Linked DNA regions of Homo sapiens: region 2 is linked to region 1. A link is an interaction called in ENCODE POLR2A ChIA-PET data of the cell type or tissue named here. Cell type or tissue: A673. All regions are shown on one strand. Each heading gives the region's core, and the rest is flanking DNA. Links, peaks and the distances in the headings are about the cores only.

Region 1 (11,002 bases), core at 1,620-9,619:
TTTTCACAGGAGAACTTAAGTATGGCATGTGTCTTAGTCCATTTAGTGTTGCTATAAAGACACACCAGAGACTGGATAAGTTATAAAGAAAAAAGACTTACTCGGCTTAGAAATTCTGATGTCTGGAAAAGTTCAAGATTGGGCAACTGCATTTGGGGAGAGCTGCAGGCTGCTTCCACTCCTGGCAGAAAGTGAAGGGGAGCTGGTGTGTGCAGAGGCCACATGGCGAGAGAGGAAGCAACAGAGAAAAGGGGAGGTGCCACACTTTTTCACAGCCAGCTGTCATGGAAACTATTAGGCTGGTGCAAAAGTAGTTGCGATTTTTGCCATGAAAAGTAATGGCATAAACCGCAATTACTTTTGTGCCGACCTAATAATCAAGAGTGTGAACTCACTTACCCCCAAGGTAGGGAATTACAGCAATAATAAAGGATCCACCCTCGTGGACTCAAGCGCCTTTCACTAGGCCCCACCTCCCAACACAACCACATTGCAGATTACATTTCAACATTAAACTTGGGGAAGAGGGGTACCCATCCAAGCTATAGCAGCCTGTCAGTCAGTTGTATTATTTGTGCTTGTAACTATAAGTGGAATGTATACAGAGGCCTTAATCACCTGAGTTTGGGATGTTTCCTTGGCCGTGTATAGCTTACTTCCTTAAGTCTCAGTTTTCCTATCTATACAATGGGGTTAATTATAACTCATAAAGTTATTGCAAGGATTAAATGAGAACGTGTAAAAAGAGTGTTTAGCACAGTTCCTGGAAAAAAATACGTGTTCAACAAATGTTAGCTCAATAAAATAGATTTTAGTATTCTTTGAGTCAAGATTCTGCTGTTCAGCGTGGGAGACACAAGAACACAGTTGTCTTTGTAGATTCTGTCTTAGCGAGGTTTATTCTGTTTGAATTTCTATAGGCCATAACAAAAATAGATGGAACAGATACAGGACAAAACCACAAACTATTTAAAGAAAACCCTGCCCGAAGTAATGTATGTATTCATGCCAAATATATTCAGGTACTAAAAGGTCTATGGAAATTTTGAACAAGAAATAATGAGGATGATGATGATGGAAATGATGAAGATTTTGATAACAATTAAATTTACAGAGCATTTACAATGTGTCAGACAGTGTTTGAAGTATCATATATTCACTAATTTAAGCCTCACAACTCTATGAGGTAGGTACCCTCATGTTACAGTAGAAGACAATGAGACACAGAGAGGTTATGTGACTTGTCCAAGGTTCCCCAGCTAGTAAGTGGCAGAGGTGGGGTGGAAGGAAGGCAGTGTAACTCCAGTGTCCGGGGAAGGACAAGGATGAATCTTGGCATTTGAAGTCATTCTTCTTTTTTTTTTTTTTTTTTTTTTTTGAGACGGAGTCTCACTCTGTCGCCCAGGCTGGAGTGCAGTGGTGCAATCTCAGCTCACTGCAAGCTCTGCCTCCCGGGTTCATGTCATTCTCCTGCCTCAGCCTCCAGGGTAGCTGGGACTACGGGTGCCCGCCACCATGCCCGGCGTAGAAACGGGGTTTCACTGTGTTAGCCAGGATGGTCTTGATCTCCTGACCTCGTGATCCGCCCGCCTCGGCCTCCCAAAATGCTGGGTTTACAGGCGTGAGCCACTGTGCCTGGCCTTGAAATCATTCCTGAAGGAAGCAGAGGGGAAGAGAATGCTTCTGTTAGTACTGAGCATTTGTTCAAAACTGGAAAGGACATAAAAATATGCTTAGGGAATGTGAAGATTCTCATTTGCCTTGGTGAGGCATTTGCATAGGGATACCAGGAATAATTATGGGTTATGCCAGATTGTGGAGGGCTTTATGGTTCAAGATCAACACATTTGGCCTTAATTTTATGGCTAATGGGCGGCACAGACTTGTGTTGCAGTAAGATTAATTTGAAAGGGATTATCTGGGGCAGGCACTGTGGCTCACACCTGTAATCTCAGCACTTTGGGAGGCTGAGGCGGGTGGATCACCTGAGGTCAGGAGTTCGAGACCAGCCTTGCCAACATGGTGAAACTCCATCTCTACAAAAATACAAAAATTAGCTGGGCATGTTGGTGAGTGTCTGTAATCTCACCTACTTGGGAGGCTGAGGCAGGAGAATCACGTAAACTCAGGAGGCAGAGGTTGCAGTGAGCGAGACGGCACCATTGCACTCCAGCCTGGGCAGCAAGTGTGAAACTCCGTCTCAAAAGAAAAAAAAGAAAGAAAGAAAGAAAAAAAAGAAAAACAAAAGAGAGAGAGAGAGAGAAAGAAAAGAAAGAAAGGGATTATCTGAACAGCTTGAAGGAGAGTACAAGAAGAGGTAGACAGATTAATTATGGGGCTATTTCTGTCAACTGGAAATCGTAGCCTAACTTTGAGGCTGGGCTGCTGTAATGGATTGAGTATATAGTGCAAAAACACAGAGGTCCCTTTTGCATTGCGATCCATGCACGGCTCTATGTAGGCACTTGCTTGGGGGGCAGAATGAGATGGTGGGAAAGCATGGGATTGGAGTAACGCAGACCGGGGTGCATGATTGTTGCTCCACGTCTGATGGGCCAGGAAGCCCTGGGAAAGTTCCTTAAACTTTCCAAGCCTCAGTTTCCTCACAGGATTGTTGTGAGGATTTTTTTTTTTTTTTGTGGCGATTGAATGACATTATGAAAAATTCATTAGAATTCACTAAATACCTATCCCGTTTCCCTTTTAATCCTTTCTCTGCTCCACACTTCAAGAGTGTTGGCTCTACGAAGGAAGGGACATATCCCTAGAAAAACATGACGTCAAGCAGGATGAGCCATTGGATTTGGTGAATTGCTGGGTGTGGGTGACAACGTTGAGTCTTGGAAACAATAGTACTGTTTATAGATACAGGAAAGGTGGGAGGAGGAGCTGGCCCTCTAAAGCAGATTTTTTAGTTTTCATTTATTTTGAGACAGAGTCTAGCTCTGTCACCCAGGCTAAAGTGCAGTGATGTGATCTCAGCTCACTGCAACCTCCACCTCACAGGTTTAAGCGGTTCTCCTGCCTCAGCCTCCTGAGTAGCTGGGATTACAGGCGCCCACCACTGCACCCACCTAATTTTTGTATTTTTAGTAGAGACAGCGTTTCACCATGTTGCCCAGGCTGGTCTCGAACTCTTGACCTCAAGTGATCCACCCACTTTGGCCTCCCAAAATGTTGAGATTACAGGCGTGAGCCACTGCTCCTGGCCTAAAACAAACTTTTTTTTTTTTTTTTTTTTTTTTTTTTAAAGGGCTCAGATGTAAAATACTTAGGGAACCCTCTGAAAATCTCTTTTATATTCACAGAATATGCATGAGAAGCCTTTTCTCAGAAACCTGACCTAGGTGAAGACTTACACCCACATTTAGATATTTGTAATTTAAGATACAGAGTTAAACTCCATGTATTTGATAATTATGTCTCAGGAACTCCTGAAGTTTTTGCCTTCTGGTTTTTGACTTCAGCCTAGTTTTCCCTGCTGGCTAACAGAGGCTACTCTGCATAGAGTTTAGCACTAATTACTTTGCCTCAATATTTTCTAATCGATCCACTGTTTTTCAGGCTATCTTTAGCTTTTGATAATTCCCTTCATTTTTTTTTTAAAGAAAAAAACCCATGTATTATTTCTTATATTTTCTCTGAAACTTCTGTTGGTTAGGACTCTATGACCATTGAGGTAAGTATTTATTTTCACCTTCATAGTGATTTTACTTAACTGAAGTCATAGAGACTAACATCATGAAATCCTCTTAATTTAACCTTGCATTTTTTTTTTCTTTTTTGAGATGGAGTCTCACTCTGTCATCCAGGCTGGAGTGCAGTGGTGTGATCTCGGCTCACTGCAACCTCCGCCTCCCAAGTTCAAGTGATTTTCCTGCCTCAGCCTCCCGAGTAGCTGGGATTACAGGCATGTGCCACCACACCCGGCTAATTTTTGTTTTTAGTAGAGACGGGGTTTCACCTTGTTGGCCAGGCTGGTCTCAAACTCCTGACTTCAAGTGATCTGCCCACCCTGGCTTCTCAAAGTGCTGGGATTACAGGGGTGAACCACCGATCCAGGCCTAACCATGCATTTTTAAAGAGTTCTATTATAGGTGATATGTGGGGCTACGCATCAGGGGAGACGTAGCTTCTTATTTTCTTTCTTTTTTTTATTATACTTTAAGTTCTAGGGTACATGTGCACAACGTGCAGGTTTGTTACATATGTATACATGTGCCATGTTGGTTTGCTGCACCTGTTAACTCATTATTTACATTAGGTATATCTCCTAATGCTATCCTTCCTCCCTCCCCCCACTCCATGACAGGCCCCAGTGTGTGATGTTCCCCTTCCTGTGTCCAAGTGTTCTCATTGTTCAGTTCCCACCTATGAGTGAGAACATGCGGTGTTTGTTTTTCTGTCCTTGCGATAGTTTGCTCAGAATGATGGTTTCTAGCTTCATCCATGTCCCTGCAAAGGACATGAACTAATCCTTTTTTATGGCTGCATAGTATTCCATGGTGTATATGTGCCACATTTTCTTAATCCAGTCTATCATTGATGGACATTAGGGTTGGTTCCAAGTCTTTGCTATTGTGAATAGTGCCGCAATAAACATACTTGTGCATGTGTCTTTATGGCAGCATGATTTATAATCCTTGGGGAAAATACCCAGTAATGGGATGGCTGGGTCAAATGGCATTTCTAGTTCTAGATCCTTAAGGAATCGCCACACTGTCTTCTACAATGGTTGAACTAGTTTACAGTCCCACCAACAGTGTAAAAGTGTTCCTGTTTCTCCACATCCTCTCCAGCACCTGTTGTTTCCTGACTTTTTAATGATCGCCATACTAACTGGTGTGAGGTGGTATCTCATTGTGGTTTTGATTTGCATTTCTCTGACGGCCAGTGATGGTGAGCATTTTTTCATGTGTCTGTTGGCCGCATAAATGTCTTCTTTTGAGAAGTGTCTGTTCATATCCTTTGCCCACTTTTTGATGGGGTTGTTTGATTTTTTCTTGTAAATTTGTATAAGTTCTTTGTAGATTCTGGATATTAGCCCTTTGTCAGTTGGGTAGATTGTAAAAATTTTCTCCCATTCTGTAGGTTGCCTGTTCACTCTGATGGTAGTTTCTTTTGCTATGCAGAGACATAGCTTCTTATTTTCTATACAGGACCTGGAAGGAAAACCTGAAAAACCCATGACACTCCCTTTCCTGTTAGCTGTGTGGTGTTATGAAATGGACTGACAGGATTTAGCTTTCCCAGCACCACTGAAGGACCCTCAGCAACTTCAAGTTCAAAATGTCCTCACCTTCGCCTGATTTTGGGAAGTATTGCATCAACACGTTTTTGCAAAAAGAATGGAACTTTAAAATTTTTTCTTGGCGTTCTCTTTCTCTTTATACATGAGCAATAAATGTGTGCAGAAGTCATTCTAGCCAACAAGATTGTCAGGCCGAGACGGGCAGATCACGAGGTCAGGAGATCGAGACCATCCTGGCTAACACGGTGAAACCCCGTCTCTACTAAAAATACAAAAATTAGCCGGGCATGGTGGCGCGCGCCTGTAGTCCCAGCTACACGGGAGGCTGAGGCAGGAGAATGGCGTGAACCCGGGAGGCGGAGCTTGCAGTGAGTCGAGATCGCGCCACCGCACTCCAGCCTGGGCGACAGAGCGAAACTCCGTCTCAAAAAAAAAATAAATAAATAAAATAAAATAAAAAATAAAAAAAAAAAGATTGTCACCAGCTGTATTAACCTAAAAGTAGAGGAAGAATGAAGAATCCCTGAAAATCACATGTGCTGTGCTGCTGAGTGATGGCCTTTAAAACGTTGAGATTCATACGCCCTGTAGAGGGCAATGTTTCCCCTTGCCTAAAATGTTTTCACTATTCGAAAAGCATCAGTAAGTCCAAGGAGCGACATCCCAAGAGGGCAGAAATTAAGAAAGCTTTCTGGGTTCAGTATTGACTGTAAATGCCCACTGGAGAGGAGAAATCATCGATGATAGCCTTGACTATTGCTAGAATCTCTTCCTTTAGATTCCTGGGGCTAGAGTTGAGGATTTCACTTTAAGAAAGATTGAGACAGAGTGAAAGCAAGAGAGAAGCTTGTAAGAAGAAGTGGGAGGATGTTAACAGTGAGAGCTGGGAATTTGCTCATGAGGCCGAGTGGCTACCACAATCTCCAGTACAGGCTGAATGTGTGTCGTTCCATTCCGCTTCTACCCTCTGTAAGAGGCCTGCCCTGTTCACAAGGCCAATAAGGGGTTAGATTTTAAGGCTTGTTGAAAATAAACTTTGGTAATCCCAGTGCTTAGAGCCCAGTGACATAGAAAGGAGAGCCTTCTTCAACTTTTGGAGAGCAAACTTCTAGGGGGATGAGGTGGGAAGTTTACTTGGGGGAATCCTGCCCAGGGCATCACCTCAGCTTTCTGATCCTTGGTTTTTTTTTTTCCAGGATCCCAAAGAGAGGCACAAATGGTGTGTCCAAGCTTCAGATTGAACTCCTCTGAGACTTTTCTCTTCTCCATAATCATAGCTAGATGAACAGAAGGATGTGGCCACCACAAATTCAATGAATGTGTATACCTTTAGAATATTTGTGATTACACAAGTCCCTAGAGGCAGGTGGGGGCAAAGACTTCTTTGTAAAAGTCCAAAGGTGTCTTAGAAATGTGCAAAAGTACAAGACTTACTGAGGTACAGAAAGCAATGGCTCTTATTTTCAAAGGGAGCCCAAGAAAAGTTCTTTGAATTTTTCGTCTGGCCCTTTTACTTTTCAAATTTCTTATTTTGTCACACTTTGTGGTTGTAGCAATTTGTGAACAGAAAGCATCTCATCCTTTGCTCAGCATGGGCAGAAGGGACAATGAGCACCTCCTTGGTTGCATGTAGATTTTTCCATAGCAGAGTGAAAAAAGATTGGAAAAATTTGTTCCAGCATCCTTGCATGGAAGTAAAGACTTCCCATGAAACCAAAAGTATAGTTTCTCTCTGACATCTCTTGAAATAAACACTTCTTAGTCAGAACTATCCCCCCATAGATGGCACTTTAGGTTGGGCCAAAAATGGTAGAAAGGATATGGGATCTCTGCTTCCAACAGCATTTGACAATTATTCTACTAGAAAAACACATGCACAGTATGTTGATTGCAGCACTATTTACAATAGCAAAGACTTGGAACCAACCGAAATGCCCATCAATGATAGACTGGATAAAGAGAATGTGGCACATGTACACCATAGAATATTATGCAGCCATAAAAAAGAATGAGTTCATGTCCTTTACAGGGACATGGTTGAAGCTGGAAGCCATCATCCTCAGCAAACTAACACAGAAACAGAAAACCAAATACTGCATGTCCTCACTCATAAGTGGGAGTTGAACAATGAGAACACATGGACACAGGGAGGGGAACATCACACACAGGGACCTGGCGGGGTTGGGGGGCAAGGGTAGGGAGAGAGAGCATTAGGACAAATACCCAATGCATGTGGGGCTTAAAACCTAGATGACGGGTTGATGGGTGCAACAAACCACCGTGGCACATGTATACCTATGTAACAAACCTGCACGTTCTGCATATGTATCCCAGAACTTAAAGTAAAAAAACAAAACAGAAAAACTTCTCAGGGGTTAATGATGACTTTTAGTGCATTTATAAGTATTTAAGAAAGAAGACCAATAAGAGTAGGTTTTCAGAACGTGGTGGTTAATCTACTTTTGCTTGAAGTAGAAAAATAAAGGAGAAACAAATCCTTGCAGAGGAGTTCTCTGTGGGAGATGAAGGTGAAGTAAAAGGGAAAATGTGGCCAGTTTACGATTAACTTTACTCTTGAGAGGTGAAGCAAATTGAGTTTCCCCAGGGGGATTTGCTTAACCCTTAACAAGTTTCAGCCAAAGGAAACCATTTGTGAATTCCTAGAAGATTATTTTGGCACTCTGTGGGCGGCAAGCCACCCAGGTGCCAAGGCAAGAGATCGAGGGCACAAGCTGTTCCAGTATAATAAAGAAAATGCATAGAATAAGAATAGTTATACTAGAAATAGATTATAGATATGATTATATGTGAATATCATTAATCATTAGTTTGTAGCATTACTCTTTATTCCAATATTATAATAATCTTTGCTCTACAATTATAACCTAGGAAAAACGAGGCCATAAAGAGATAGGAGCTGAAGGGACACAGTGAGAAGTGACCAGAAGACATGAGTGTGAGCCCTCTGTTACGCCCAGACAGGGCCACCAGAGGGCTCCCTGGTCTAGCGGTAATGCCAGCGCCTGGGAAGGCGCCTGTTAACTAGCGGACCTTGGTCTAGCGGTAGCGTCAGTGCCTAGGGAAGGCACCCGTTACTTAGCAGACCAGGAAAGAGAGTCTCCCTTTCCAGGGAGAGTTAGAGAAGACTCTGCTCCACCACCTCTTGTGGAGGGCCTGACATCAGTCAGGCCTGCCCACAGGCATCTGGAGGCCTAAATGTCTCCCTGTGATGCTGTGCTTTAGTGGTCACACTCCTGTTTCACTTTCATGTTCCGCCCTGTACACCTGGCTCTGCCTTCTAGACAGCAGTAGCAGAATTAGTGAAAGTACTAAAAGTCTTTGAAATGCATAGAAGAAATAATGGCATAAGCTGTCCTCTCTCTCTCTCTGCCTCTGCTGCCAAACAGGGAAGGGCCCCCTGTCCGGTGGACACGTGACTCATGTGACCTTCTCAATCACTGGAGATGACTCACACTCCTTACCCTGCCCCTTTTGCCTTGTATCTAATAAATACCAAACAGCCAGGCATTCGGGGCCACTACCGGTCTCTGCGTCTTGGTGGTAGTGGTCCCCTGGGCCCAGCTGTCTTTTCTTCCATCTCTTTGTCTTGTGTCTTTATTTCTATGATCTCTCATCTCTGCACACGAGGAGAAAAACCCACAAACACTGTAGGTCTGGTCCCTACAGCACTCAATTTTCCTCTTTCCCTAAAACCAGAAAATACAATGTCCTATGCCAGTAACCCAGAAATAAAAAGTAGTTACGTCTAGTATAGAGAATATACAAAGAGGTTCCTTGCAAGTTTAAAGTTCTAGGAAAGGCAGCAAAAAAGAAAACATGATTGATTTCTTTTTTATGATTCATGAGTATTACAACTTCTTAAGGCAGAGGAGTTTTTCTAAGATACTGCAATCCATGTTTTCTGATTTTACAGAGAAGAAATAGAAATCCAACCCTTTCTGGAAGAATAATCCTATGAGATTTAGGTGAAGACAAGATTTGTGTTAGAATCCAGCTCTTCAAATATGGCTTGGTTGATTCACTTCCTAAATGATTTATGAAGAAGCTGATTTTTCATTCCTGTTGTCATAACTACAAGCTGTGCTGTTGTTTCCTGGAACTTAGTTTTTATGGGCAAAGGCTTAGGAAAATGGTCTATAAAGGCCCTCAGCAGTTCAAGGACCTATTAGTTCAGTCTCCTCTCTGTTCTCCTGCCATAGAAAGTTGTTTTTGGTGTTGTAGAGCAATTGTGCATTGGTCTCAGTGTTGAGGCCTGTTTCTCCTGGTTCTGGGAAGTCATAATCAATAAGAATGAAAACCTCATATATCTGCTTGTTGTATTAGCAGAATTTCCTGTGATGTGTTCAGCTCCTTGAGATCTCATTAGATGTTTCTCTATATAAGTATTCCTTGGCCAATGAAGTTTGAACATTTTGAAGTTAAGCAAATTTAATCTGTTATTCCTTTACTTCCAAATTTCTCAGATTCTTTATAAGCTCATGTGCATTGTGAATCTCCTAGAAGACATATATAACATGAAACATTTCTCCAAATTTTGGGTACAGATGCCCTTTTTGCCAAACATCTTGAGGGACTAGTGTCCCAAAGAACATACTTTGGGAAGTGCTCTGTTACTTCAACCTGTGCGTTAAAACCAACTTCTCCTGTTAGACATCTAGTCCCCAAAAAGCCTACAAATTAAGGTTTTAATGAAAAAATGTGTTAAGTAATAGACAAAGTCCAAGGATCCACCTCATAACAAATCAGGTACATATTTAAGCCTATGTGTTTTCAGATCATGTTCCTTTAAAAACCGTCTGTATTGATGTGTTTCATAGAGAATAGCCAATTCACAAGACATTTCCCTGTTTTTTTGAAATGGTTAATAGTTTTTGAAAATATTTTTCTCAAAAAAATCTTAGGCATATTTGGAAGTGTGTGTTTTATGTCAGCTATCTATGTCTAGAATAGACCACCAGCATAGTGATATTTCAACCACCTGGAAGGCAAACTTTTGGATATTAGTTGTAAGTGTGTGTTATAAACCCAAGCTCTTTCAGATTAAAAAAATGCTGATGAATTTTGTTCTGGTGAAATACGCCAGCTCCAGGAAGAATAAAGTATGTTCAAGCATCCCTCTCTCCCCTGCTCTTGTTAAGAGAGGCACTGTTTAGAGAAGGAGGTTTCAGGGCCTGCCAGGGCCGCAGAGCTGAACTGAACCTGCTGATGAGACATACTTAGGTTTCATCATTGCTTTGATACTGTGGGGCTCAGAGTCTGGCATTCTCTGCCTCCTAAGGTTTTGATCTTCCATGAAGCTTCACTACTAGGTAGATATGGGGCTGTTTCCCTCCTGGGTAAACCTGCGTTCTTTCTTCTCTATTTCACCCTGGGAAGGCCTGGAATGGATGATTTAATCTAGGTTCTTTTGAAACTTTGTTAATTATGGGACTCTATAACCTGGGTTAGTCTTTCCTTGCCTCTTCTTTCCCACAGATATTGGCTTAGGTTAAGATGTGGGTTCTAGGGAAAACACATCAAGGAGATCATTCCATTTTCTGTTTTTTTTTTGTGCGTAAAGCAGAGGCACGAGAGGCATCCTGGTGTCTCATTCATAGAAAGAGTTCTGCATAGGGGTCTGGGCCCAAAACTCGGATGAGTTTTATAGATGAAGGGGTTTCTCTAGAGTGGCTCCTTTGCACGAATCCTGTATCAATCTTCAGTCATCATAAGTAGACAGGGATTTCAGAT
Region 2 (11,002 bases), core at 1,682-9,681, 220 kb before region 1:
CAACTTTTAAAAATAAGACAATAATGAAGTTTGCTGCATCGATTCACAAAAGATGTATCTGTAGCACGCAATGCTGTTTGATAGCATTTTACCCAAAGTAGAACTTCTGTCAAAATTGAAGTCAGTCCTCTCAAACCCTGCTGCTGCTTTATCAACTAAGTTTGCATAATATTCTAAATCCTCTGTGGCCATCTCAACAATGTTCACAGCGTCTTCACCAGAAGTAGATTCTATCTCAAGAAACCACTTTCTTTGCTTATCCATAAGAAGCCACTCCTTATTGGTCGGGTGCGGTGGCTCATGCCTGTAATCCAAGCACTTTGGGAGGCTGAGGCAGGTGGATCACGAGGTCAGGTGATTGAGACCATCCTGGCTAACACGGTGAAACCCTGTCTCTACTAAAAATACAAAAAATTAGCCAGGCATGGTGGCGCATGCCTGTAGTCCCAGCTACTTGGGAGGCTGAGGCAGGAGAATTGTTTGAACCCAGGAGGCAGAGGTTGCAGTGAGCCGAGATTGTGCCACTGCACTACAGCCTGAGCAACAGAGCGAGACTCCATCTCAAAAAAAAAAAAAAAAAAAAAAAAAAAGCAGCAACTCTATCTGTTCAAGTTTGATCATGCAGTTGCAACAATTCAGTCACATTTTCAGACTCCACTTCTAATTCTAGTTCTCTTTTATTTCCACATCTGCAGTTACCTTCTCCACTGAAGTCTTGAACCCCTCAAAGTCATCCATGGGGATTGAGATCAATCTTCTTTTAAACTCCTGTTAATGTTGATATTTTTACCTCCTTCCACGCATCACAAATTTTCTTAATGGCATCTAGAATGGAGACTCCTTTCCAGAAAGTTTTCAAATGACCTTGCCCAGGTTCATCAGAGGAATCACTAACTGTGGCAGCTATAGCCTTATGAAATGTATTTCTTAAATTGTAAGACTTGGCTGGGCGTGGTGGCTCGCGCCTATAATCCCAGCACTTTGGGAGGCCGAGGCGGGCGGATCACGAGGTCAGGAGATCAAGACCATCCTGGCTAACACGGTGAAACCCTGTCTCTACTAAAAATACAAAAAATTATCCGGGCATGGTGGCCGGCGCCTGTAGTCCCAGCCACTCGGGAGGCTGAGGCAGGAGAATGGCGTGAACCCGGGAGGTGGAGCTTGCAGTGAGCTGAGATTGAGCCACTGGACTCCAGCCTGGGCGAGAGTGCGAGACTACGGCTCAAAAAAAAAAAAAAAAAAAAGGTAAGACTTGAAAGTTAGAATGACTCCTTGATCTGTGGGCTGCAGAATGGATGTTGTGTTAGCAGGCATGAAAACAACATTAGTCTCCTCGGACATCTCCAGCAGAGCTCTTGAGTGACTAGGTGTATTACCAATGAGCAGTAATATTTTGAAAGGAATCTTTTTTTTTTTCTTTTTCCCCTGAGCAGTAAGGTCTCAACAGTGGGCTTAAAATATTCAGTAAACCATGCTGTTAACAGATGTGTGGTCATCCAGGCTTTGAGGCTCCATTTAGAGCACAGGCAGAGTAAAATTTAGCATCACTCTTGAGGGCCTGAGGATGTTTTGAATGGTAATTGAGCATTGGCTTCAACTTAAGTTCCCAGCGACATTATCACCTAACAAGAGAGTCAGCCTGTCCTTTGAATCTTTATCATTATTATTATTATTTTTTTATTATACTTTAAGTTCTAGGGTACATGTGCACAACATGCAGGTTTGTTACATATGTATACATGTGTGTTCTTTGAATCTTTGAAGTCAGGCATTGACTTTTCTTCTCTAGCTATGGGGAAAGTCCCAGATGGTATCTTCTTCCAATAGAAGGCTGTTTCATCTACACTGAAAACCTATTGTTAGTGTAGCTACGTTCATCAATGATCTTAGCTAGATCTTCTGGATAACCTGCTGCAGCTTCTCCATCAGCACTTACTGCTTCACCTTGTACTTTTATGTTATGGAGATGGCTTTTTTCCTTAAGCCTGGTGAACTAACCTCTGCTATCTTCCAAGTTTTCTTCTGCAGCTTTCTCACCTGTCTCAGCCTTCATTGAGGAGAGTTAGAACCCTGCTCTGGATTAAGCTTTGGCTTAAGGGAATGCTGTGGCTGGTTTAATATTCTATCCAGATAACTTAAACTTGCTCCGTATCAGCAGTGAGGCTGTTTTGCTTTCTTATCATTCGTGTTTAGTGGAGCAGCGCTTTTAGCTTCCTTCAAGAACTTTTCCTTTGCATTCACAACTTGCCTGACTGGCACAAAAAGCTTAGCTTTTGGCTTATTGGCTTTCAACGTGCCTTCCTTACTAGCCTCCTGAATAATTTCTCGCTTCCCATTTAAAGTGAGAGATATGACACTCCTCCTTTCATGTGAACACTTAGAGGCCCTTGTTGGGTTACTAACTGGCCTCATTTCAATATTGTTGTGTCTTAGGGAATAGGGAGGCCTGAGGACTGGGAGAGATTGGGGGAACAGCAAGTTGTTGGAGCAGTCAGAACACACATTTAGGCCAGGTGCAGTGGCTCACACCTGTAATCCTAGCACTTTGGAAGGCCAAGGTTGGCAATCACTTGAGGCCAGGAGATCGAGACCAGCCTGGCCAACACAGTGAAACCCCGTCTCTACTAAAAATAGAAAAAATTAGCTGGGCATGGTGGCACACGCCTATAATCCCAGCACTTTGGGAGGCTGAGGTGGGCGGATCACCTGAGGTCGAGAGTTCGAGACCAGCCTGGCCAACACGGTGAAACCCCGTCTCTACTAAAAATGCAAAAATTAGCCAGGTGTGGTGGGCAGCGCCTTTAGTCCCAGCTATTTGGAAGGCTGAGGCAAGAGAATCGCTTGAACCCAGGAGGCAGAGGTTGCAGCGAGCTGAGATTGAACCATTGCACTCCAGCCTGGGCAACAGAGTGAGACTCTGTCTCAAAAAAAAAAAGTTTGAAATATTGTGAGAATTACCAAATGTGACACAGAGACACAAAGTGGGCACATGCTGTTGGGAAAATGACACCGATAGACTTGCTTGATGCAGGGTTGCCACAAGCCTTCACTTTGTAAAAAACCTAGTATCTGCAAAGTACAATAAAGTGAAACGCAGATACAGCGAGCTATGCCTGTATATTTTTTTTTTTTTTTTTTTTTTTTTGAGACAGAATCTCCCTCTGTCGCCTGGGCTGGAGTGCAGTGGCTCGATCTTGGCTCACTGCAAGCTCCGCCTCCCGGGTTCACGCCATTCTCCTGCCTCAGCCTCCCGAGCAGCTGGGACTACCGGCACCCACCACCACGCCCGGCTAATTTTTTGTATTTTTAGTAGAGACGGGGTTTCACCGTGTTAGCCAGGATGGTCTTGATCTCCTGACCTCGTGATCTGCCCGCCTCAGCCTCCCAAAGTGCTGGGATTACAGGCGTGAGCCACCGTGCCCAGCCTGCCTGTATTTGTTTTAACTGACCAGGCAGAGATGTATTAGGCTGTGAGTTATGTTAATTTATTTTCCTGCAAAGGAAATGCTACAGGTTCTAGCAGTTTTTCCTCCCTGATACAAAAGAACTGAGAGTGGAGCTCATCCATTGCATATTAGCTTCCAGTTTTAAAAAATGAAAGGCATCCGGCCAGGTGCATTGGCTCACGCCTGGAATCCCAGCACATTGGGAGGCCAAGACAGGGGAATCGCCTGAGGTCAGGAGTTCAAGACCAGCCTGGCCAACGTGGTGAAACCCTGTCTCTACTAAATATACAAAGTTAGCCAGGTGTGGTGGTACACATCTATAATCCCAGCTACTTGGGAGGCTGAGGCAGGATAATTGCTTGAACCTGGGAGGCCGAGGTTGCAGTGAGCCGAGATAGCGCCACTGCACTCCAGCCTGGGCAACAAATGCAAAACTCCATCTCAAAAAAAAAAAAAAAGTTAGAGACATCCTATTGTGCCACATAAAAATTTTGCTCGGAGAACAGAATCTATGGACCTGGTGATTTGTGGTGCGTTTGCAGATTTATCATTACTTTTATGCTTCTCATTAACATCTCCTGTTTCTCTATCAGTATTCCTTAGGTTGCCTCTCTCTAACTGGGGCTGTCTTTTGAGTATATATTATATGTGCTCGACTAACTGTAACAATAATTTAAACTCTATGACAACCAGAACCTCACTGGTGACTCTTGTGTTCAGCTGAGCATTGTGCCAAAGAGTCACATGTCTACTTGTGGAACCTCTGCTAATTGCCATGTGTATTTGCTGTTATAGCTCTCATTTCAAAGGAACACAATGTATTTATTTACATATTTTAGTACCCTATATGTCTGAATACAAGATGAGGTCTCTCCTGAAATTGTCCCTTGGAAAGGAGTCTCTATATTCAGTCCTGGCATAGTTAGCCAACCACTTTGTTTTGTTTGGGACAGATACATTAACCTGGAATGACTTGACTTTGCGCTGGTTTTACTGCCTAGTGTAACCGGTTACAACGGGTTGATGGTGGTGATGGGGGAGGGGAGTGGGGAAATAAGTTAATATTGATTTGACATTCACCCCCAACTTGACTCTAAGTGATGATGACAACCAATTCCCCAAATTTTTGACAAGTAAAATCTACAGTGGGAGAACAAAAGCAATATTTCTAAATCTATATACTGTTTTATATGATGGGATTTTAAAATCAATATAAATATAAGCAGACATTCAATTGTCTCATGTACATTTCTGGAGAATTTTAAGTTGATCTAACAACTAGGATTTTGGATCTTTCACATAGGAAAAATGGGGGAACTTTTTTTTTTTTTTTTTTTTTTTTTTTAAGATAGAGAGTCTCCCTCTGTTGCCCAGGCTGGAGTGCAGTGGTGCGATCTCAGCTCACCGCAACCTCCTCCTCCTGGGTTCAGGAGATTCTTCTGCCTCAGCCTCTCGAGTAGCTGGGACTGCATACACGCACCACCATACCTGGATAATTTTTGTATTTTTGGTAGAGATGGGGTTTCACCATGATGGCCAGGCTGGTCTCGAACTCCTGACCTCAGGTGATCCACCCGCCTTGGCCTACCAAAGTACTGGGATTACAGGTGTGAGCCATCGTGCCCAGCAGAGGAACTCTTTATACGGCAGTGGTTCTCAAGGTTGCCTGGGCCTTGGGATCACGGGGAGAGCCCCCAGAGCTAGTCCACTGGACTCCCTGAGGGTGGGACTCAGGCATAAGGATTTTTAAAGCCTCCTTAAGTGAATCTAACATGCAGCTGATCCACTCCAACCCCTTCTTTAAGGAGGTGCTTTCGCCAAAGCAGTTGGGACTGAAACTCTTTATTCGGTGCTTATTCAAGTAGGCCCTGCCCTTAGAACCATCTACTGGGGCTCTCAATGGGCCTCCCCTTGAATGGCTGAAGGTTTGGAATCTGCCAGTCTAATTGTATTCCACTGGAAGAAGCACATTCTGGAGGAAAGCATGACTTGGGTAACGTGGCCCCTCTTGGGGCGATTTTCTTTTCTGCAGGTCACCTCATCATCTCAAGGAGGAGCATTCCCCTGGGCTAAGGCACTGGGGCCGAACTCTAGGAGACCCTAACCTGTGGGCTGCAGATCCTTTGGGGGCCAGAAACCCAAACTCACACCAAGCTCTGTCTAAGGACTCAATACATATTATTTCACTCATCTCTATGTTTCACAAAATTTTCAAGGCATGTAGTTGCTGTTGTTATGAATAAAATATAAATTAATGTAAACATGTAATTGACTTCCTAGTAGCCTTTCTTGATTGTCTAGTTTTTCAGTTGAAACAAGTATTGTGGTATACAAGTCCGTAAACTTTTTGATGTCAAAAAGAGAGTGCTTTCCCTGGAAAAAAGTATGGATCAATTAAAGTGGTGGAGTGTGAACTTAGCAACCCAGATGCCTGGGTTTGAATCCTGGGTCTGCTGTTTGCAGCTGGAAGATTGGGATGAGATGGTCTCTTTCAGCCTCAGTATCTTTATTTGTAAAGTGGACATTGTAAGAGTATCTGGCTCATAAGCTTGCCCGTGAACCAAGGACACAACTTAGGTCATTGTGTGGCATAGATGATAGTAAGGGCCTGAAAAAGACAAGCTCTTAGTATTTTCAATTATTATTATTATTATTATTATTATTATTATTATTATCACCCCAAACAGTTCTGTGCTTGGGCAGATTAGAGAATCTCTGAATAACTGGCAGAAAGACTTTAGGTCACTTTTATTAGTTTTTGGTCCAAATCTTCCCAGGGCCACCCCAACTGGGTGTGGAAAGGAGGAAGGCAGTCACTTACCTCATGGGTTTGAACATGGCCTTCCCGAAATCCGAGAACCTCAGCACCAGCTTGAGGTGGACCCCACTGGGTTTCACAACTGTGAAAGGCAGAAGGGTGAGTTAACCATGCTTCCGGGCCTCAGCCAAGGCTTGTGACTCTGTTCCTTCAATAAGCCCAGCTGACTTCGCTTTCCTCTTATGTAATGAGACCCTAAAGACTAGGATGTGCTCTCCATAGCCTGCAGGGTAAACGCCATGGTGTCAGGCCGTAGTGACGGTGTCCAGGGGCTCAAGACAGTACTTTTTACTTTGGGAGGTGAAGGCGGGAGGATCGCTTGAGCCCAGGAGTTTGAAACCAGCCTGGGCAACATAGTGAGACCTCCATTTTGAAAAAAAAAAAGTACATTTTCTGCTGGTATGGGAAAAGAGCAAAAAATACAATGAAGACATTTACTGAAAACCCTGAAGAATGTTTTCCTAAGAAGAATGAACCCTTTCCTCTTTGTGTTTCAACTACATCTTTGTAGATTCTAATTATGCCTTCTGTTATATTAGACTAGTTTGTTTATGCCTCTTTCTACTTAAGACTGTACACCTGGGCTGGGACCAGGGCTTGGCAAGTGAGTGCTTCTTAGGTGCAGGGAGTGCTACTTCCTTAAATTTTGCATCCTGGGCACCTCACTTCTCTTACCCTCTCCCTGGTTCTGGAGGGTCAGGACAATACCTCACTCACCTTGTGTTCTATAAAATGGTCAAGGCAGGTGCTTAACTGAAGAAAAGGGAAGCCTGGAGCCCTGTAAACCTTTATTTTCCTTTTTTTTTTTTTTTTTTTTTTTTTTGAGACGGAGTCTCGCTCTGTCGCCCAGGCCGGACTGCGGACTGCAGTGGCGCAATCTCGGCTCACTGCAAGCTCCGCTTCCCGGGTTCACGCCATTCTCCTGCCTCAGCCTCCCGAGTAGCTGGGACTACAGGCGCCCGCCACCGCGCCCGGCTAATTTTTTGTATTTTTAGTAGAGACGGGGTTTCACCCTGTTAGCCAGGATGGTCTCGATCTCCTGACCTCATGATCCACCCGCCTCGGCCTCCCAAAGTGCTGGGATTACAGGCGTGAGCCACCGTGCCCGGCCTAAACCTTTATTTTCAAACCTTAGTGATATGGTTAGGCTTTGTGTCCCCACCCAAATCTCATCTCAAATTGTAATCCCCTTGTCTCAAATCTCATCTCAAATTGCTGAGGGAGGGATGCTGTGAGAGGTGGTTGGATCATGGGGCAGCTTCCCCTGTGCCGTTCTTGTGATAGTGAGTTCTCACGAGATCTCATGGTTTTATAAGGGGCTCTTCCCCCTTTGCATCCTCTCTCTCCTGCCACCATGTGAGATGTGCCTTGCTTCCCCTCCCCCTTCTGCCATGATTGTAAGTTTCCGGAGGCCTCCTAGCCATGCTTCCTGTTAAGCCTGCAGAACTGTGAGTCAATTAAACCTCTTTCCTTTATAAATTATCCAGTCTCAGGCATTTCTTAAGAGCAGTGTAAAAATGGACTAATACATTTTGACACACACCATCAGATGTAGTCACATGTAGACATTTCTGATGTGTGTTCCACATATTGAAGTAAAGGGATGGGGCCACTCATGGCTGGTGATGACTGGCCTGAGGGCTTTAGGGTCCAGACCCACCTATAACCAGGTCACAGCACTCCTGGAGGGGAGCTCTGCCACTCTCAGTCCTAGCTTTTTGATGCCATTAATCACTTATCCTAGTGAGTCTCAACTCTGGCTATATTAGAATCACCTGGGCCTCACCGTCTGAACTTGAATCAAAACCCCTGGGGGTGGAGGCTAGGCAGGAGCACTTTTTAAAGCTCCCCCAGTGATTCTAATACATATATATACACATATATATACATATATATACATATATACATATATACATGTATACACATACATATATACATATATACACACATTTATGCATATATACATAGACACACATTTATGCATATATACATATATACACACATGCATATATACCTATATACACATATATGCATATATACATATATACACACATATATGCATATATACATATATACACACATATATGCATATATACATATATACACACATGCATATATACATATACACACATATATGCATATATACATATATACATATATACACACATGCATATATACACATATACACATATACACACATATACACACATATATACATATATACACACATATATATACACATATATGTATACACACACATATATATATATATATATTTTTAGCTGGAGTCTCACTGTGTTGCCTAGGCTGGAGTGCAGTGGCACGATCTCAGTTCACTGCAAACTCCACCTCCCAGGTTCAAGTGAATCTCTTGCCTCAGCCTCCCACGCTCGTCTAACTTTTTATATTTTTTGGAAGAGACGGGTTTTCACTGTTGGCCAGGCTGGTCTCGAACTCCTGACATCAAGTGATCCACCCGCCTCGGACTCCCAGAGTGCTGGGATTACAGGTGTGAGCCACTGAGCCCGGCTGATTCTAATATTTTGTCAATAGTGGGCACCATTTGCTTCTTGAATTTGAAAGCGTGCTCCAATCACTTGAGGATTTTCTTAAGATTCAGATTCTGATTCAGAAAGAGAGTGAGGCTCTGCATTTCTGATGAGCTCCTCAGTGATGTTGATGATGCTTTTCCTGGGCCACGCATTGCCCAGCGGGGCCTATACAACCCTTCCCCTTAAGTGCCTTTTCTTGTTGTGGGTGGATGGGGAGAAACGTTGAGTTCTCAGAGGTTAGGCAGAGAGCCATGCTCCTTCCACTCTTGCCCAAGGTCGCCACTGGAGTGGGTTTTGGGGTTTGCACAGCTGTGAGGGTGAAGAGGCTGGGTGGGGGTGGGGCTAGGTCACTTACTCTGGGTGCAGTCACATGCCCCCAGCAAGGCTTTCTCATCTTGACTGTAATCTGCAAAGGAGGAGAAGGGCAATGAGAACTTCCAGTCTTGTTCCTGGGAGAGCCTACAACATGGAGGTCCCTTGACTCTGGTTCAGATCACCAGAGGGGAGACTGTGATGTAGCCTGGGGCCCTTGACCACTCCGTGGGAGGTCTCTTGGAGCCCAGGAGACTGTAGCCTCCTTCCCTGCTGTGTCCCAGACCCCTGCTCTCTAGCCCTTCAGTGGGCACTCCAGCAATACCTGGCTGGGAGACTGAGTCTGCTTTTGTCTCTGCTAATAATTTGCTGTGTCACTTAGATTGTCTTAGTGCTTGACAGCACAGACTTGGTATCAGCAGGCCTGTGTTTGAATTCCAGCTCCACCCCCTAGGTCCTTGGCCAAGTTACTTAACCTTTCTGTGTCTCAGTTTCCCTGTCTGTAAAATGGCAATGGTAATATCCATGCCATAAGGTCTTTGGTTGAAAGAGAATGTCGCCTGCTTCAAAAGCAACACTCAATAAATGGTAGCGATCACCTTCCTTTAGGTGTACCAAACAACAGCATACCTCCTTATGGGGTCAGGATGAGATTATCGCTATAGGATCTCTTCCAGAGGGAAAAAGATCAATGCATATGTTCCTCTTCTCTCAGGTGTCCATGTCAAGCCTCTAATGTTCCACTCTGGAGCCTAGCCTGGGATGCTTTACCCAGACTCTCTGGGAGAAAGTCAGTCCCCCCTTGCTTGATCCCATGAACCTTACCAGCACTGATGGTGGGAAAGTGCCTCATGTCTTGCAGAAGTTTGCTGACAACAGGGCTGGACCGGGAGTAGAGCCCATGGCGGTTAATACCCAGGTGGAACTGGACCCAGCTGGCCTCGAGTCGGAGCTGCAGTGGGGGGTCCAGGGAGGTAAGGTTCATCTGCTCTCTGTACATCTTGTGTCGCCTGAAAGAGCCAGATAGTTGTTCATTAGAGGAACAAGAATGCAAAGACCCACCAAGATACCTTGTCTGCAGTTTTTTATTCATCCTTTCATTTATTCCACAAGTGTATTAAGCATCTAATGAGGGCTAGGCTTTAAGCTGTGCTTAGGATATCTTGGGGAGCAAAACACCTGTGGGGTCCTTTCTTACCCTCAGAGGGCTTACACTCTAGTGAGCAAAACACACACATAGTTATACAATATCATACACAAATACTTAATTACAAACCAGGACAAATCCTGGGAAGGAAAAAAGGCAGATTGCTAAGAATAAAACTAGGGCCTCATATAATCTGGGATCTCAGGGTGAGACTGTGGGCCTCTTTATGCACTTTCTCATTAAAACTCCCTATCTTACATTTCCCAGTATTTTATGTTCCAAAGAATCAGAAGATAGAGGAGTGAAGGCAATTGGTGAGAATAAAAAGAAGAGAGGGTGCAGATCTTTAAGTGGGGCTGGAAGCTGAGTTAGATTATAAACGAAAAGAAGAATTAATGAGCCATTTACTGTTTGTTCTGCTTGGGTAGCCTTTTCTCCCAGGAAAAAAAGAGAAAAATAAAAAAGATGGTTCTACCATTTAGAGATGTAGACTGTAATTTAGGAGACAAGTTGTATGTTTATGAAATAACCAGAGCAAAATACAAAGCTGTTATAAATCAACTGCTAAACATGTGGCTCAGATGGAAAAGCCTTAACATTTTGGAGAAGGGAAAAGATGAATCTATGATGAAGTAGCCTGAGGACAACCACAGTGAAGAAGGCAGACTTCAGCTGGATCCTAAAGAACGGGGCAGGGAGGGGGGGTGGTTTGGCTTGAAGGGGACAG

Evidence for each region. Peaks named below come from ENCODE experiments on the same cell type or tissue, not always from the same donor. Only the 100,000 strongest peaks of a DNase experiment are listed, where the experiment ranks them.
Region 2: POLR2A ChIA-PET joins it to region 1 with 5 read pairs; 5 of 35 experiments call an interaction of 5 or more read pairs at or near these places.

Annotation. Positions count from the first base shown.
Region 1 is chr17:68,766,184-68,777,185 of GRCh38, forward strand. No RefSeq gene overlaps it. Among named protein-coding and RNA genes, the nearest start is that of LINC01482, 140 kb to the left of the region's middle. RefSeq lists an enhancer at 8,346-8,715. In A673, for the core only: CTCF peaks have their summits at 5,839 (motif pointing right) and 8,250 (motif pointing right); DNase peaks (open chromatin) are centred at 5,858, 8,278 and 9,358; H3K27ac peaks cover 2,066 bases.
Region 2 is chr17:68,545,606-68,556,607 of GRCh38, forward strand. FAM20A (FAM20A golgi associated secretory pathway pseudokinase) reads right to left here. Exons shown (of 11, transcript NM_017565.4): 2 at 9,954-10,138; 3 at 9,172-9,222; 4 at 6,268-6,346. It also overlaps a transcript of PRKAR1A not described here. Among named protein-coding and RNA genes, the nearest start is that of PRKAR1A, 39 kb to the left of the region's middle. In A673, for the core only: no CTCF peak of the experiment used is centred there; no DNase peak of the experiment used is centred there.